Linked DNA regions of Mus musculus: region 2 is linked to region 1. A link is a loop called in an ENCODE intact Hi-C map of the cell type or tissue named here. Cell type or tissue: left cerebral cortex. All regions are shown on one strand. Links, peaks and the distances in the headings refer to the core of each region. The heading gives the core; the rest is flanking DNA.

What was found. Hi-C counts contacts between places; a loop is a spot of excess contacts. Peaks named below come from ENCODE experiments on the same cell type or tissue, not always from the same donor. Only the 100,000 strongest peaks of a DNase experiment are listed, where the experiment ranks them.
Region 2: it touches region 1 in a loop (2.3-fold over the local background); 3 of 42 quality-filtered maps call a loop at or near these places.

The regions. Positions count from the first base shown.
Region 1 is chr3:57,038,892-57,047,206 of GRCm38, forward strand. LOC115489838 (a small nucleolar RNA gene) reads left to right here and starts at 6,658; the gene lies at 6,658-6,800. In left cerebral cortex, for the core only: no CTCF peak of the experiment used is centred there; a DNase peak (open chromatin) is centred at 3,147.
Region 2 is chr3:57,190,867-57,199,181 of GRCm38, forward strand. No RefSeq gene overlaps it. Among named protein-coding and RNA genes, the nearest start is that of Tm4sf1, 110 kb to the right of the region's middle. In left cerebral cortex, for the core only: no CTCF peak of the experiment used is centred there; a DNase peak (open chromatin) is centred at 3,889.

The sequences.
Region 1 (8,315 bases), core at 137-8,136:
AAGAAGAGAAGGAAGAAAGAAAGAAGAGAGAGGTCAAGCAGACCAAGAGAGGAGCTACAGACCAAGAGAACTACAGTAGGGGACCATGAGGGTGAGATCCAAGAGTGTTAGTGGCTGAAATGACAAGATTATGTAGGAAAGCAAAGCTGGGGAGACTTGAAACCTGAGATGGAGAGGTTTAGGGTAGGAAGAAGGATAAGAAGTTCTTAGTGGAGCCCCTGGTCCTGAATGAGCCTAGAGGCCAAGCAGACATGTTAGTATGCTAAAAGGCACCATAGGTACCCATTTGTCCCCAGTTTCTTTAGGATTTGAAACTAAGATTTTTCTTGCTTGATGAAAAGGTCTTCCAAAAAGAAAACTGCCACAGTCCTCCATGAGAGTGAGTTTCCAGTTAGGAGATGCCATTCCCTCACCCTCACACTCAGGTCATCAACAAACTGACAAGCCACCCTACCCTTGCTTAGTTCCCAAAAGCCCATCTGTCACCCATAAGATCCCCCTCCCTTGCCTTTAAATTGATGTTTCAGCCCAGTCTTTAATTGTTCAGACAGCCCTTCATCTAAAGCCTCTTGTATTATGCAATATTTTTTCTCTGTATGTAATAATTAATCTGTCCACTCTCAGGTAATTTGTGGACCCCTGTTCACAAAGCTTAGATTAGTCAAGGGAGAATAGTTCTGAACAGGAGTTTTCTACATTTTCACACTTGAATTTCTGAAAATTGAGCAGTTGGGGGATGGGTGGGTCCACCACTCAACTGTACTCTGTTACTGGGTCAGTAACATCCCTAACACTTGTGTGCAGCACTCACCAAGCCTTCTGGGAATCCAACAGACAAAAATACTTGACGATGTAATAGTGCCTCATTACCTCCCCCAGGAGTTACTGTGGAAGCCAGTTATGGTTTGATGTGTCCATGCATGACTGTTTGTGTAACACCTGTCATTAGCTGTGCCCTCTTCCACTGGTACCCCCTGTTCTTACTTATCACAGCACAGGTAATGCTATCACCAATAGACCAAAGTAGCAGATACAGAGATAGATCATGGCTTATTTATTTATGGTTATCTTATTTAAGGATTTGTGAAGAATTTTTCTGAACTCCTTTTTCTCAAAAGTTGAAGTTTGATGTGTTTTCCATGTCTTGACTGCTAATGCTCTGTCTCTGCAATGACCATCAAAACTAAAGAGTGGACATCATTCACCTGTGTTACTGAAATCACATTATAACGAACTCCTTATTTCTACATAGCAACTAGTGGTCTTAGAGACTGCCATACCTGAGGATCCATCCCATAATCAGCCTCCAAAGCTGATACCATTGCATATACTAGCATGATTTTGCTGAAAGGACCCTGATATAGCTGTCTCTTGTGAGACAATGCTGGGGCCTAGCAAACACAGAAGTGGATGCTCACAGTCAGCTATTGGATGGATCACAGGGCCCCCAATGGAGGAGCTAGAGAAAGTATCCAAGGAGCTGGGGGGATCTGCAACCCTATAGGTGGAACAACAATATGAACTAACCATACCCCCTGGAGCTCGTGTCTCTAGCTGCATATGTATCAGAAGATGGCCTAGTCGGCCATCAGTGGAAAGGGAGGCCCATTGGTCGTGCAAACTTTATATGCCTCAGTACAGGGGAATGCTAGGGCCAAGAAGTGGGAGTGAGTGGGTAGGGGAGTGGGTGGGGTAGGATCTGGGGGACTTCTGGGATAGCATTGGAAATGTAAATGAAATAAATACCTAATAAAAAATAAAAATGAAAGGCAAAAGGGCTTGATCAAACCTCAATGGTTAATAGTAAGAACTTGCTGCTTTTCTAGAAGATCCAAGTTCAATTTCCTAGGTCAGTAGGTCATACTCGATCTACTGATCCAAGGGATTCAACACTCTCTTCTGGCATATTAGGGCACCTGCACACATATGATATAGTCTCACACAGACACAAAGAAATAACCACTTTTAAAATGTAAGACCAAGGAGTCTGTCAATGCTTATCATCCAAACTCTAATGTTGTCGTCAACACCCCCTCATCACCTGCTTCATCTCTTCGTTCACACTTTGATTAACATTTTTTTACATGAGCTGTTTCCCTTGCTAGGGTTCAGATAAAACATTCATATCATGATGTAAATACTTACTGTTGTGTATTCCACTAGAACACAAATTACTTAAGACCAAGTATCTGGCTTTTCATGCATATAACTAAGTGCCTAAAACATAAAAGGTATTCAGATTGTATCAATAAATTAGGTACCACTCCCATCTCTTTTCTTCTGCTGTGATCTCTCTCATGATCTCCCCTTTGGTCTGAGATGGTCTATAGGCTTCTTGTCTCCATAGCAACAAACATCAAATGTCATCATCTGTCTTCAATATTTGCTTTCAGAAACCTGTTAATTTTACTCATCTTTCAAAAGGTTTCTAATGCTTAAAAAATACTAATGAGAGAAAGATATCCCCTTGAGGCAATATGAAAGAGCCTTGTCTACCTGTTATCTTCTAACTGTTTCTTCAATATGATACTTGGCAACCCTGTGGTCAAACGCAACTGAGCATATTAACATTTGCATAAAGGATAAACTAAAGTTATAAAGGTCAATGGCCCCCTAGCCACGGGGATAACATTCTTTCTATTATACCACACAATACTGACTCATTATTTTACTATTTAAGACTTTCCTCCCTCTACAAATCCTTAGTCCTTCCTTTCAACCTCAACTTCTCTCAAATATTCCAGTTCTTTAATTAGCTCCACCATACATCTGCATCCTAATCTTCTATAATTTTAATGTTGTTCATAGAAGATATCAAGAAGAGTGGGTCTGATGGGTACTGAATTCCAGAACCAGCCTAAGATGCCTTTGACTCCAGCTTCTTATCCTATGAGCACAGTCTACTACCCGACTGGATTAATTTCATTGACTCAAAACCCCCAAGCCACAACATTAATTATAAACAGGATGAATAGCCTGCTTCCTAATGATGCGCTCCTACACTGAAAGTGTTCACATAACTTGCAAACTGAACACAGGGGAGCGACTACCTACTTGTGGTTTTTGTCTGATGAGCATTAGGGATTCTAGAAAGTGGTTGGAGCAACAGAGAAATGAGTTTCCTGCTAAGTGAGCCATCTGGGATTGCTCCCAAGAAGCTTCTGAGAGCCAGGGATGTTGCTTGAAACAGCATTTGCATTCTCAGCACCAGCTGCCAGGATCCCATCATATAATTTCAAGGATACCCCATTTAATGGCCACCTCGAACTAACAAGTGCCATGGTTAGGAGAATAAGCAAACTTCTCCCTAAGCAGCTGCCTTTTTCTTGTTAACACAGCTTCTGACATCTCAGTGAAACTGAGATCTCCACACTGACAAAGCACTTCTTCCTTAGGAAATGCTGTTCCACATTGGATTGTTTGCCTGTGACCTCTTAGTCCTCCTACACATACCACCCATATTAAGAACATTAGATGATGTACATGATTCTATTATCTTTTGGTTCCAAGTATTTTTAGCACCACTAGCCACTACTTTTTTTCTGAAAGGAAAAAAAATAATCTCTCCTCTCTTGTTTAATGACATGAAAACTAAGTGGTGTTTCATTTCGAAATGTCCTACATAAGCTAGTACATTCAAACACCTAGCCCCTAGTTGGTGGTATTATTGGGGAGGTTTAGGAGGCCACTGTGGGTGGCCTTTGAGGATTTATAGCCTACTCCTGCTTCCAGGTTGCTCTCTGTTCATGTTTTTGGTTGAAGATATAATCTCTAAGCTTCTTGCTCTGGCTGGCTGATGTTATGCTGTATTCACCATTATGGGTTATAATACTCTGGAGCAGAGCATCATAATTAACATTTTTGTCTATAATTTGCATTGATTGTAGTATTTTATCATGGTAACAGAAAAGAAACAAATACATCAAGTAAATCTCTTCAGATTCTGACGACCTGGCAGCACAGCAATCTTCTTTTTTAAGATTTATTTATGTATTATATGTACGTACACTAGCTGTCTTAAGACTCTCCAGAAGAGGGCATCAGATCTCATTATGGATGATTGTGAGCCACCATGTGGTTGCTGGGGTTTGAACTCAGGACCTTCAGAAGTACGGTCAGTGCTCTTAACTGCTGAGCAATCTCTCCAGCCCCCCCTCCTTTTTTTAAAAAACAAAGCAATCCCCTTGTCTCTGCATTATTATTGCATTAACTCTGGACCTTTATTTTGCTCCCTGCATTATAATGGAATTTTTTTTCTATCTTTTTTTTTCAGATTTTCATCATATATACATCAAATCCCTGCAATTAAGAGAGTATCAAGAATCACTGTAAAAGTTAATAGTAATAATAATAATAATAATTTTTAAAATCGATGGATTGAAAAGGTTAGCTCATAGGTTAAGAGTACTGGCTGCTCTTACAGAAGATCCACATTTAGTTTCCAGCACCACATGGCAGCTCACAATCATCTGTAACTTCAGTAATAGGGAATCTGATGATAAAACATGCACACAAACAATCATACACACGAAATTAAAATAAAATCTTGAAAAAGAAAAAAGAATCACTGAAAAGGCAATTGGAGACACCTTAAGCAACTAGTAATAGCATTTGCCACTATTTTTTAAACTCATTTTTTAAGAGCGATGTATATCCAGACTATCTATAATCCCAGTGCTATATGATGAGAGAGGGGAGCAGAGAAAGAAGGCTCCTTGAAAACTTACCAGTTAGTTTTGTGTACACAATAAGCAAACAACAAAGGCCCTGTCTCAAACAAATAGAACAAGAAGACTAACAATCAAAGTTATCTTTTGGTCAAGGTACTCTTTTGATCTCCACATTGACCCGATAGTATCAGTGCACCTGTATTCCTATACACAGAGGAGAAGGGGGGAAGCAGGGAAAGAATTAGTGAATCTCTGGAAATCCATGAAAAAAAAGCATGCACATACATATATATGTATAATTATCGAGTCATTCAGATGATTTCAGGCTACATGTGTTTAAGTGGCATAAGTTAGCACTCCATTTCTACATTTCTCTACAAAAGTAATGTTCTATTTAAGGACTGTTCACTGGAGAAATGATGTGAAAACATTATATTAGAACAAAACAAAATAAAAATACTTGAATTCATGCTATGCATGCAGATAATCCTGAGAGTCATTTATAACCAGAGTCAGTCTGATTATTGATTATGCAGCAAAACACATAACAACCCACCTAAGCTGTTTTAACTTCTGCACTTGTCATTGAGTATAGAGGTGTTGTGATTAATTTCATGAATGAAGTTTACTGTGTTAAAGGTTAACTAGATAGGTGGTGAAATACTTACCTCTGTGTGTGTGTGTGTGTGTGTGTGTGTGTGTGTGTATGTGTGTGTTTCTAGAAGAATTTCCAGACTAATAAAAAGTCTCTTGACTCATACAGATGGTATAATCAAGTCTGCCATTTGGTACCCAGTGGTGCCAAAATACAAAGAGGGGAAATTTTGATCCCCTCTTAAGCTGATACACTCACCTTTTGAAAGTCAGAACTCACTTGAAATCTGGCTGAGACTTATACCACTTCACTCTATCTACCCAGCAAGCTTCAAGCATCCAACCTAGAACTATGAATGGTCCCCAGCTTCCAACCCCATTCCTTTTGCAGTCAGAGTGAGTTATATCACCAGCTTCATTGTCCCTCCTGTCTTCAGGCCATTTCCAGTGTGTTCAATTGTTAAGACCACAGAAAGGTTCTCCCATTTTTCAGAGGGCATGTCCTGGGACATCTCAGTCCTCAAAGCCAGAGAAGCAATATCCATAATCAACTTCCTATGACTTACTTGCATACTGCATATCTAATTGGTTCTGTTTCTCTAGAGTAGCTTGATTAACATATTCTGTATATATGCATACACATGTGTATGTATATATATATGTATATATATATATACATATCACCAATTCATATTTCATTAGAGCATATTCATAGCGTCATAGACTCATTGTACTACAAAGACACTGAAATTTAATTCACAAACTTTGAAGGACTTAGTTTTCTAAAGTCTCCCACTGAAATAAAAATTCCCTGGTTGATCGGAAAACCTGCCAAAACAGATCTGGGATCAAAACAATCTTTGATTTGTTAGATACAATAAGTAAAATGCATAGATTCTCAAAGAAGTAGTGTGGTAGAGAGTGGCCTCATGGAACCCTCCACATAAGTGAGAGGCCCTAAGCTGCTACCAGGCTAGCAGGTACCTCATGCTGATAAGGTACTTTTTTTATGAAAAGACATCAAATGAGAATTTTAACAAGCTATCAAGTCTCATCCTAAAACAGCATGATAATCAGAAAAGCTACACATGGGCAGCATACAGCTTGCAATTCCACAAACCTCCCTTATTTTTGTTGTATTCATACATGTGCAGGCATATGGAGAGAGTGTGCACGTGTTGGACCAAATCAGCAACTGGGGGCGGACGTGCAAGGGATGTTAGTGGCAGTGGACTAGGATTAAAAGGTGAACTCCTTGCTGTGTTAAAACAAGTATCAGTATTTATTGCTGAAGCTAAGACTGTGACAGGAAGAAAATTAGCTTTGCTGCTACCATACTTAATTCTCATCTGGGAGCCTTGTAGCAAAAGACAGATTAAGAAAGGAGAGTTTATACCCTGGCAATGAGCAAAGAGACACTTTGTTGGTGTTGGTGTTCTTGTATCAGTCAGGGACAGAGCAGATGGCAGTCCTTCAGTCATCCTAGTTTGGTGCCTGGCTTGGTGGCCAAAGCTGTCTTATGTCTGAGTCTTGTAAAACAAAATAAAACAAAACAAAATAAATCAAATTAAAACCAGGTAGGGAAGCATGAGAGGAGGAAGACAGAGGCCTGAGGACTGCCATGCCACCCACAGACTTGCCCTCCAGTCCATAACACAGGCAGGCCATAGACACCTGTTTGCCAACTTGTCAGGCTGCAGAGATGGAGGATGTCACCCAGAGGCCTGCCAGCTGCATGGCTAGCCTGAAGTAGGAGCCACTATAATATGGAAGTATGGAGAGGTCAAATGGAAAAGAAAGAGAAGTGAAGAAACTTGGGCACTATGAAGAAAGATGGAACTGGAGACTGAAGGGTGGAGAGGAGTAGCCTGCCGTGAGTGGCCAGCCCTGCCACCTGGAGCCATGGTGAAGTCTCAGTCCAAGCCTCTACTGAAAGTCTTATCTAAGTCCATGACTACGCAGTACTGGGGGTCAGTGTCCATGGCTCATGTATGTGTGTGTGTGTGTGTGAGTGTGTGTGTGTGTGTGTGTGTGTGTGTGTGTGTGTGTGTGTGTGTGTGTGTGTGTGAGAGAGAGAGAGAGAGAGAGAGAGAGAGAGAGGGAGAGGGAGAGGGAGAGGGAGAGGGGAGGGAGAGGGAGAGGGAGAGAGAGAGAGAGAGAGAGAGAGAGAGAGAGAGAGAGAGGAGAGAGAGAGAGAATAACAGTAGAAGGTACCAAGCAAGGTACAAAGGAGATAATAAAGATATATATTGAGAATTTGTTGAGTCTAAGAAACATGTTTCTAGACCACTATACCATGTGATAAATAGGGTTTAGTACCTTCTCATGAATATCTTTCGACATTTTGATCATCAAGTTTAGAGACTTCTCCAGACACTGAATCATAGCATCATACTAGATTTAGCCAATAAAATCATAGTCACCACAACCAATCCGTGTATTACAACATTAAAGTCAGCTGACAACACAAAGCTAAAATCTACTGTATTTCTGCTTGATTAAGCTATTCCACATGTTCTATGTGGTGATTGGAGGAACTGAGCTCCACAGAGAGAACATTCCAGAAGCAGTAGAGTGGGCTTCCCTGCAGCACCTCATATGGAAGTGCCCTAGGGACAGGGCCATGACTGGAGATACAGAGATAAGGTCCAAAATCTCTAATCAAAGCAGTAGTATGACAAGGATCGTGAAACCCATGCCATAAGAGACACCGAGTGAAACAATGACCTTAGCTTGTGTTGGTGTCAATTTTACAAAAACTAACCAGCACACCCGGGGGCTGTTACTTCTGTGAGTATTCTGATGTTCTCTCTGTCTGTCTATGTCTCCCTCTTCCTCTTCCTCTCTGACTGTTTCTTACCTTTCTCTATACCTTTCTCTATGTATCCTGGCCAGAATGTCAACAGCTTTGCTTTATCTTCCCAACTCTATAATATGTCATCTTCCTACAGGATCATAAGCAATGCAACAAATTGAAATGATACTAAAGTCTTTAAAACTGTGTGAGCCAAATGAACCTTCCCACTTTAATGGTTTAATATCTTGAGTAAT
Region 2 (8,315 bases), core at 226-8,225, 150 kb after region 1:
GTAGAAACATGATGATAGAAACAGATATGGCAGTGCAGACATGGTTGATGGAAAAGCCTGGCTTGCCCTTTGATGCCCACTGAGCCACACCACCACTGTTTCTGCTGCTCAACCTGCTTTGGGGCAACAGGGCACTGTGTGGCACCCAGAGCACAGTGGTATATAGTGGCCTGGAGCTTGTGTAGGTCCTGCCCCCAATCACTGTCCAACCACACCACCACCCTAATTGTAAACAACAACATGTCCAAGATGAAGAATGTTTGCTTTCTCCCTTAAGTCTCCTTGAAAGACTTCCATGGTCTGTGCTGCTACCAAAGGCCTTGTGGACGTCTGTGGTCCATGATGCTGCAGAAAACCATATGAAAGTCTATGATACCTGGCATGGGCAAGGAATAGTCTTTTATTCTTTTGCAGTCTCATAACTAAAAATAAGAGACATTAAAGGATTCTGTGAAGACTCCCCATCAAAAGACACAGTCCAGACAGGAAGCTATTGAAGAAAGACCTTAAAATTGTGATCAAGAGTAAGTATAGCTCTTCATAGTTGTTGGCTTCTGCTGTGTGTGTGGCAGGAGGGGACTCAGTTTTCTTTAAGGGCTGGCCACTGGGAGTTTGACCATACTCCAGTGAGTATATGGGCAACACAAATTGGACTTGGTGGAGTTTTTTTTGGAGGGGGGAAAGGGTAGGCAGGTGGACCTGGGAGGACTGGGGAGCAAGTGTAATTGGGGTACATTGTATGAAATCCCCAAATAACAAATAAAAATATGCTGGTAGAGAGCTCTAACACATAGCAAGTCATTCAAAGGTGTCTGTGGAGTAGAGAAATGAATAAAATTTAAACTCAGTGAGCTCTCAGACAACCACACTGCCTGCAGAGTGACTGGGCCATAAAGCTCTAGCAGCCAAAGGTTTAGAGGGAGCATATCTCCCCATTGGTTCAACTTGAACAATTTTTAAATGTTTTTCTTCAAATGTCTGTATGTGAATTATTTTTTTTTCACTAAACACAGTCTACTGATCATAACAGCATCTTCAATGAGGGAATGCATCATTGCAGCTAGAGAATTACTAGGCTAAATTCAGTCTCATCTTTCAATGGCAGATACAGAGGTAGGAGCTGAAATCTGGGATAACGGAAGATGGTTATGAAATGGAAATGTAGTGTTTTGCTTTTTGTTTTGTTTATTAGTGAAAACCAACTGTTAAATGTTTGAACATTTAATATGTCTTCTAAAATGTATCCAGAGAATACCATTTTCTAGAAATGTGCTATGCAGGACTTGGAAATGTTTTACAATAATTAAAATACTGATTTTACCAGAATAGCCTCTTATTATTGTGAAAACAGTTTTGGAGCACCTACTGTGTTGGGGAAGAGACAAGTGCTGAACCTGAGGAACAGATGACCCAAGCAGGGAATGATCTCTGCACTTGAAAGTCTCTTGGTGATTTAACTGATGTGTAACAGCATAAAAAGTCTCTCCATAGAGATTTGTGATTATAAGAAACTGTGGTATTCAGAGAGGTGGAGACTGCTTATCCAAGGGACCTAGATTCAATATTCATCATTCACATGGTGGCTCAAAGCCATCTGTCAAGTTCAGTTCTGGAGGATCCGACACCTTCTGCTGGCATCTACAGGTGCTGCACAAATGAGGTGTACAGACACATTCAGGCAAAAAATAAAAAATAAAAACCCCACCCATATATATATATATATATATATATATATATATATATATATATATACATTTGTATTTATATATATGTATATAGACATACATATATATGTGTATGTATGTATATATGTATGTGTATACATATATATATAATATTTATAAATATATATAAGTATATTTATAATAATATTTAAATGTATATATAACATTTTTAAAACTAAGAAAGAAAGGAGAGAAGAGGGGAAAAAAGAAGCAATGGTTGTTTGGCTGTGATTAGGACTTCCCAGAAGTACCCTATGCAATAAACGTGAGTATTGAAGAACAGATCCCCAATTCTAGGCCACTTGCTGTATGCCTCTTAGGAGCATCATCAACACTGTTGGTTGTGGCAACTTACCCCGTACTCAGAGGGTTTTTGTTATCACTTAGTGATTTTTAGTTGGAATTAAATAGAGCTGTACATTGAGTATCTTAAATCATACTGAGTTTGTTTTGCAAAAGCCCAAGGAAAGTGTTTCTAAGGGGCTTATGAAAACCAGGACCTGTCCATCATCTTGCTTCTGTCCTCGTGCTGGGTTCCATGCTGGGTCTATGATGACCTCATATCTGGAGACAGCATCTACCATGTTAGGTCTCACCACATACAAACACGGTAAGCAGGTGAGCAGACAAGATGCTTCTGAATATCTCCTTTTAATTCCTCACTCACTGTTGTTTTCCCAGATCAAGTTAGGTATAACTAACAGACAAAATATATACTCCGAGTGTGAACAAATCAAACTAAAATATCTTTCCCCTCACATACCAATTTTTCTATCGCAAGAACATTTACAATCTACTGTCTGAGAGAAGACCATACTATATGATCAAACATTACCTTTATGCTATATAATTGCTCTTCATCACCTTTCATCCTGGCTAAATGAACTTTGAAACCCTTGACTAATTAATATCCCCAGTCACAGTCTCTATCCCCTCATGCATTTTTCACTCTGTTTTTTATATACATTGCTGTTTTGCCTGCATGTCTGTGTGAGGGTGTTGGATCCCCTGGAACTGGAGTGACAGACAGTTGTAAGCTGCCATGTGCATGCTGGGAATGGAACCTAGGTCATTTGGAAGAACAGCCAGTACTTCTAACTAACTGAGCCATCTCTCTAGCCCCTCCCCTCATATATGTTAAGGAGGGAAATATCCTTCACAGGAGAAAGTTTTAGGCTCATATTTTATGTTCTAGGACTGATTTTATGCCTTGTGCTAACTGCAAGGGAGGCTGGGAGAATAGAAAACCAATAAATTTTGCATTAATTTTGTTAAGCAGTCTCTGGTAATGTCAAAAATAAAGAGAGAAGTGTTCTTGTGTATCATTCACTGTGCAGCTAACTATCCTAGGGTTAAACAGAGAAAATTCTTGGTCCCCAGTCTGACATGATAACTCCTAGCACCTGAAACACTGCAGCAGGAAAACTCAGTGTTTAAAGCCAACCTAACCAGACATTGCTTCACAAACAAAACAGAAAAATGTCTAGAGCCAAACATTGCAACAAATACACAGACTTGTTTTTCTAGGACTGGAGTATTGGCTCAGTGGTTAAAGTGCTTGCCACTGAAGCTGAAAATCAGAGTTCTAATCCCCCAAAACTCAAGCAAATGACAACTGGGCATGGGCAACTAACCTGCAATTCCAGCCTAGGGAGGCAAAGACTAAGGATCTTCAGAGAAGCCTGTCTATCGAAACTATCCAGTATTAGATTAGCAAGTTCTAGGTTTGATTAGAAGACATTGCCTCATTGAAGACATTGGAAGAGGATGATTACCTACATCAAGCTTGTGCCTTCACATGCACAAACCCACCTGCGCAGAGCTGATGCAGGAGCATGGATGGTTGTTGCTTACTGGTCTGCTTCCCCTGGCTTGCTCAGCCTGCCTTTTTATAGAATCCGGGACTATTAGCCCAGGGATAGTACCGCCCACAGTGGGGTGAGCCCTCCCCCATTGATCACTAATGGAAAAAATACTCTATACCTGGATGTCATGGAGACATTTCCTCAACAGTGGCTCCTTTCTCTGTGATGACACCAGCTTCTGTCACAGTGACACACAAAACAAGCCCGTACATGGAAGAAAGGAGGAACAGAAAGGTCAAGATAAAAATACTCTAGAAAAAATCAGGGCAAAAGCCATGATAAAGGAAAGGTGAAAAGACCAGGCAGCCAGGACGGGTGAATACCAGGGAAATGTGCCAGGAGACCCCACCTGCTAAAAATCCAGGCCTGGTGCAGAAGAGAAAAATCCACGCAAAAATGAGACCACAAATGCCTAGAGTAAAGTCTAGGCAACAAAGTATGTTAGAAAGTTAGAGGAAAGCATCCTAGTAAAAATTCTGTGTAAATGAAATTGGCAAAAAGTTGGAATCAATAATTCAGGTCAGACCAGAAATGCACTCACAAAAGCCAAGAGTAAGGCTCTGAGAAAAGACCAGGCATAGATTGGTGTTGAAAAATCATGCTATACAATGAAAGTAAAGTAGTGCTAAGGGGAAAGTTTATAGCACTAAGTGCCTTTATAAAGAAACTGGAGAGTTCTCATACTGATTAATTAAAATACACCTGAAAACTCTAAGGGGAAAAAAAAGCAAACACATCCAATAGAAGTAGATAATCAAACTTGGGGTTGAAATCAATAAAATGGAAACAAAGAAAATAATACAAAGAATCAATGAAACCAAGAGCAGGTTCTTTGAGAAAATAAACAAGATAAACAAACCCTAAGCCAAACTAACCAAAAGGCAGAGAGATAGTATCCAAATTAGCAAAATCAGAAATGAAAAGGGTGACATAGCAACAGAGCCTGAGCAAATTCGAAGAATCATTAAAAATCCAAATTAAGTGGGTGATTTTCTAGGCAGATACCACTTACCAAGGTTAAATCAAGATCAGGTAAACTACCTAAATAGTTCTATAACCCCTAATGAAATAGAAGCGGTCATTAAAAGTCTCCCAACCAAAGAACACCCAGGGCCAGATTGTTTTAGTGTAGAATTCTACCAGATTTTCAAAGAGATAATATCACTATTCTTCAAACTATTCCACAAAATAGAAACAGAAGGAAATTTGCCAAACATATTCCATGAGGCCACAGTCACCCTGAAACCTAAACCACATAAAGGTTCAACAAAGAAAGGGAACTAAAACCCATTTCTCATATGAACATTGATGCAAAAGTACTCAATAAAATACTCACAAACAAAATCCATACATCAAAAACCTCATCCACCATGATCAAGTAGGCTTCATCCCAGGGATGCAGGGATAGTTCAATATACAAAAATCCATCAAATTAGTCTACCATATAAACAAACTGAAAGAATAAAATCATATGATCATCACATTAGATGGTGGAAAAGCCTTTAACAGAACCCAACACACCTTCATGTTAAAAGTATTAGAGAGTTTGGGAATACAAGGTAAATAGCTAAACATAATAAAAGCAATATACAACAAGCCAATAGCCAACATCACATTAAATGGAAAGAAACTAAAAACCCATTCCACTAAAATTAAGGACATAACAAGCTGAACACTCTCCCCATATCTAATATATTCTAGACGTAGACTAAACTTCAACATAGTACTTGAAGTTCTACCCAGAGCAATAAGACAACTAAAGGAAATCAAGAGATACAAATTGGAAAAGAAGAAGTCAAAGTATCACTATTTGAAGATAATAGGATAGTGTACATGAATCCCCCAAAATTCTACCAGAGAACTTCTACAGCTGATAAACACCTTCAAGGAGTGGCTGGGTACAAAATTAACTGAAAAAAAATCAGTTGTCCTGTTTATAAAAATGATAAATGGGCTGAGAAAAAAGTTACCAATAAAATCCTTTACAATAGCTAAAAATATATAAAGTATCTTGGTGAAATGCTAACCAAGCAAATGAAAGGCCTGTATAACAAGAACTTCATGTCTCTGGGGAAAGAAATTGAAGATGCTACCAAAAAATGGAATGATCTCCCATGCTCATGGTTTTACCAATCTATTAACATAGTGAAAATATTCACATTGCAAATGGATTTAATCCAAATACCATTAAAAAATCCAACATGATTCTTTACAGACCTTGATAGAGCATTTTTCAACTTCATATGGAAAAGCAAAAACCCCAATATGACCAAAATAATCCTGTACAATAAAAGAACTTCTAAATGTATCATCATCCCTGATTTCAAACTATATTCCATAACAATATTGTTAAAAACTGCGTGATATTGGCATTAAAAACAGAGATGGCGGTTGATCAATGAAATAGAATCAGATACCCAGAAATAAACCTAGACAGCTCTAGATACTTGATATTTGACAAAGAAGCCAAAACCATAAAATGGAAAACAGGAAGCATCTTCAACCAATGGTGCTGGTCTAATTGGATATCTGCATGTCGATTAATACAAATAGAACCATATCTATTACCCTGTACAAAACTCAAGTCCAAGTGGATCAATGACTTCAAGATAAAATCAGACAAACTAAATCTAACAGAAGTGAAAGTGGAGAAATTTCATTGAACACATTGGCAAGGGAGAAAAATTCCTGAACATAACACCAATAGCTCAGGCACTAAGGTTAATGATTAATATATCATGAAAATGAGAAGATTTTTACAAGGATAAGTGCACTATTAATAGGACAAAACAGCAGCCTACAGAATGGGAAAAGATCTTCACCAACCAACTATCTGACAGAAGACTAATATCCAAAATATAGAAAGAACTCCAGAAATTAGACACTAACAACCTAAATAACCCAATTTAAAAAAAAAAAAATGGGACACAGAACTAAACAGAATTCTCATTAGAGAGAAACTTCTAATGGCCAAGAAACAGTAAAAGAAATGTTCAACATCCTTAGTCATCAGGTTAAAACAACTCTGAGGTTCCATCTTATACCAATTGGAATGGCTAAGATTAAAAAAAAAAATCAAGGAAAGCACATGCTTGTGAGGATGTGGAGCAAGGGGAAAACTCCTCCATTGCTGGTGAGAGTATAAACTTGTACAACCATTATGGAAATCAATTTGGCTGTTTCTCAGAAAATTGGGAATAGTTCTATCTTAAGACCTAGTGATACCACTCCTGGACATATATCCAAAAGAGGCTCCACTATACCACAAGGACATCTGTTGACCTATGTTCATAGCAGCTTTATTCATAATAGCCAGAAACTTGAAACAACCTAAATGTCCTTCACCTGAAGAATGGATAAAAAAAAAAAAAAAGGTGGTACATCTAAACAGTAGAATATTCCTCAATTAAAAACAAAGACATCATGAAATTTACAGACAAATGGGTACAATTAGAAAATATCATCCTGAATGAGGTAACACTCACCCAGAAAGACATATATGGCATGAACTCACTTATAAGTGGACCTTAGTCATAAAGTACAGTATAACCATGCTACAATCCACAGACACAAAGAAGCTAAGTAATAAGGAGGATACAAGGGAGGATGAGTGAATCTCACTCAGAAGGGGAAACCAAATAGTCATTGGAGGTGGATGGAGAGAGGAACCTGGATGGAAGAGGGGATGAGAAGGGGAATAGGGATGGGGTCAGATGTGGGGAAAGGGATTGAAATGAGAATGACAATTGGTAGGACTAGCTGGAGGCCTGGGAAGGGGTAGGGGAGGGAGCGGGCTCTGGGGAGTTTATGGGGGTAACCCTTGCTATGGTTCCTACCAACAGATGGATATGGAGACTGAAGTGGCCACCTCCTGTAGCCAGGCAGAACTTCTACTGGAGGGAGGGGAACATCAGCACACCCATAAAACCTTCAACCCAAAATGTGCAGGGATAAAAATGGAGCAGAGATTGAGCCAATGGCCAAGCAACAACTGTTCCAACTTGAGACCCATCCACATGAGAGAGCAAACTCTGACACTATTAATGATTCTCTGTTATACTTTCAGACAAGAACATAGTACGGCTATCTCCTGAGATGCTTTATCCAGCAGCTGATAGAAATAGATGCCAAGACCCATGTCCACACATTAGGCAGAACTCAGAAAGTCTTGTGAAAGAGTGGGGGATAGAATTGAGCAGGCTGAAGGGGTCAAGGACATCACAGGAAGATCTGCTGATCCAGCTAATCTGGGCCCTTGGGCGTTCCCAGAAACTGAACCACCAACTGGGGAGCATGCTGGGGAAAACCTAGCCCCCCTGCATACTTGTAGTAAATGTGCATCTTGGTCTTCATGTGGGTTCCCTAGCAATTGACATGGCTGTCTCTGACTGTTGCCTGCCATTGAATCTAACTGATCTGCCTGGTTGGGCCTCTGTAGTAGAGGATATGCTTAGTCCTGCTGCAACTAGTTGACCAAGGGTAGGGTGATACTCAACAGGGGCTTCCCCTTATCTGAAGAGGGAATAACATGGGGGAGGGAGGGATTTGTAAGAATGGTACTGGGAGGAGGAAGGAATGCAATAGGGATGTTTTGTTTTGGTTTTTTTTTTTAGCTATTTTCTTTGTTTACATTTCAAATGTTATCCCCTTTCCTCATTTCCTCTCCAAAAACTCCCTATCCCATCCCTAATCCCCCTGCTCAGCAAACCACCAACTCCTGCTTTCC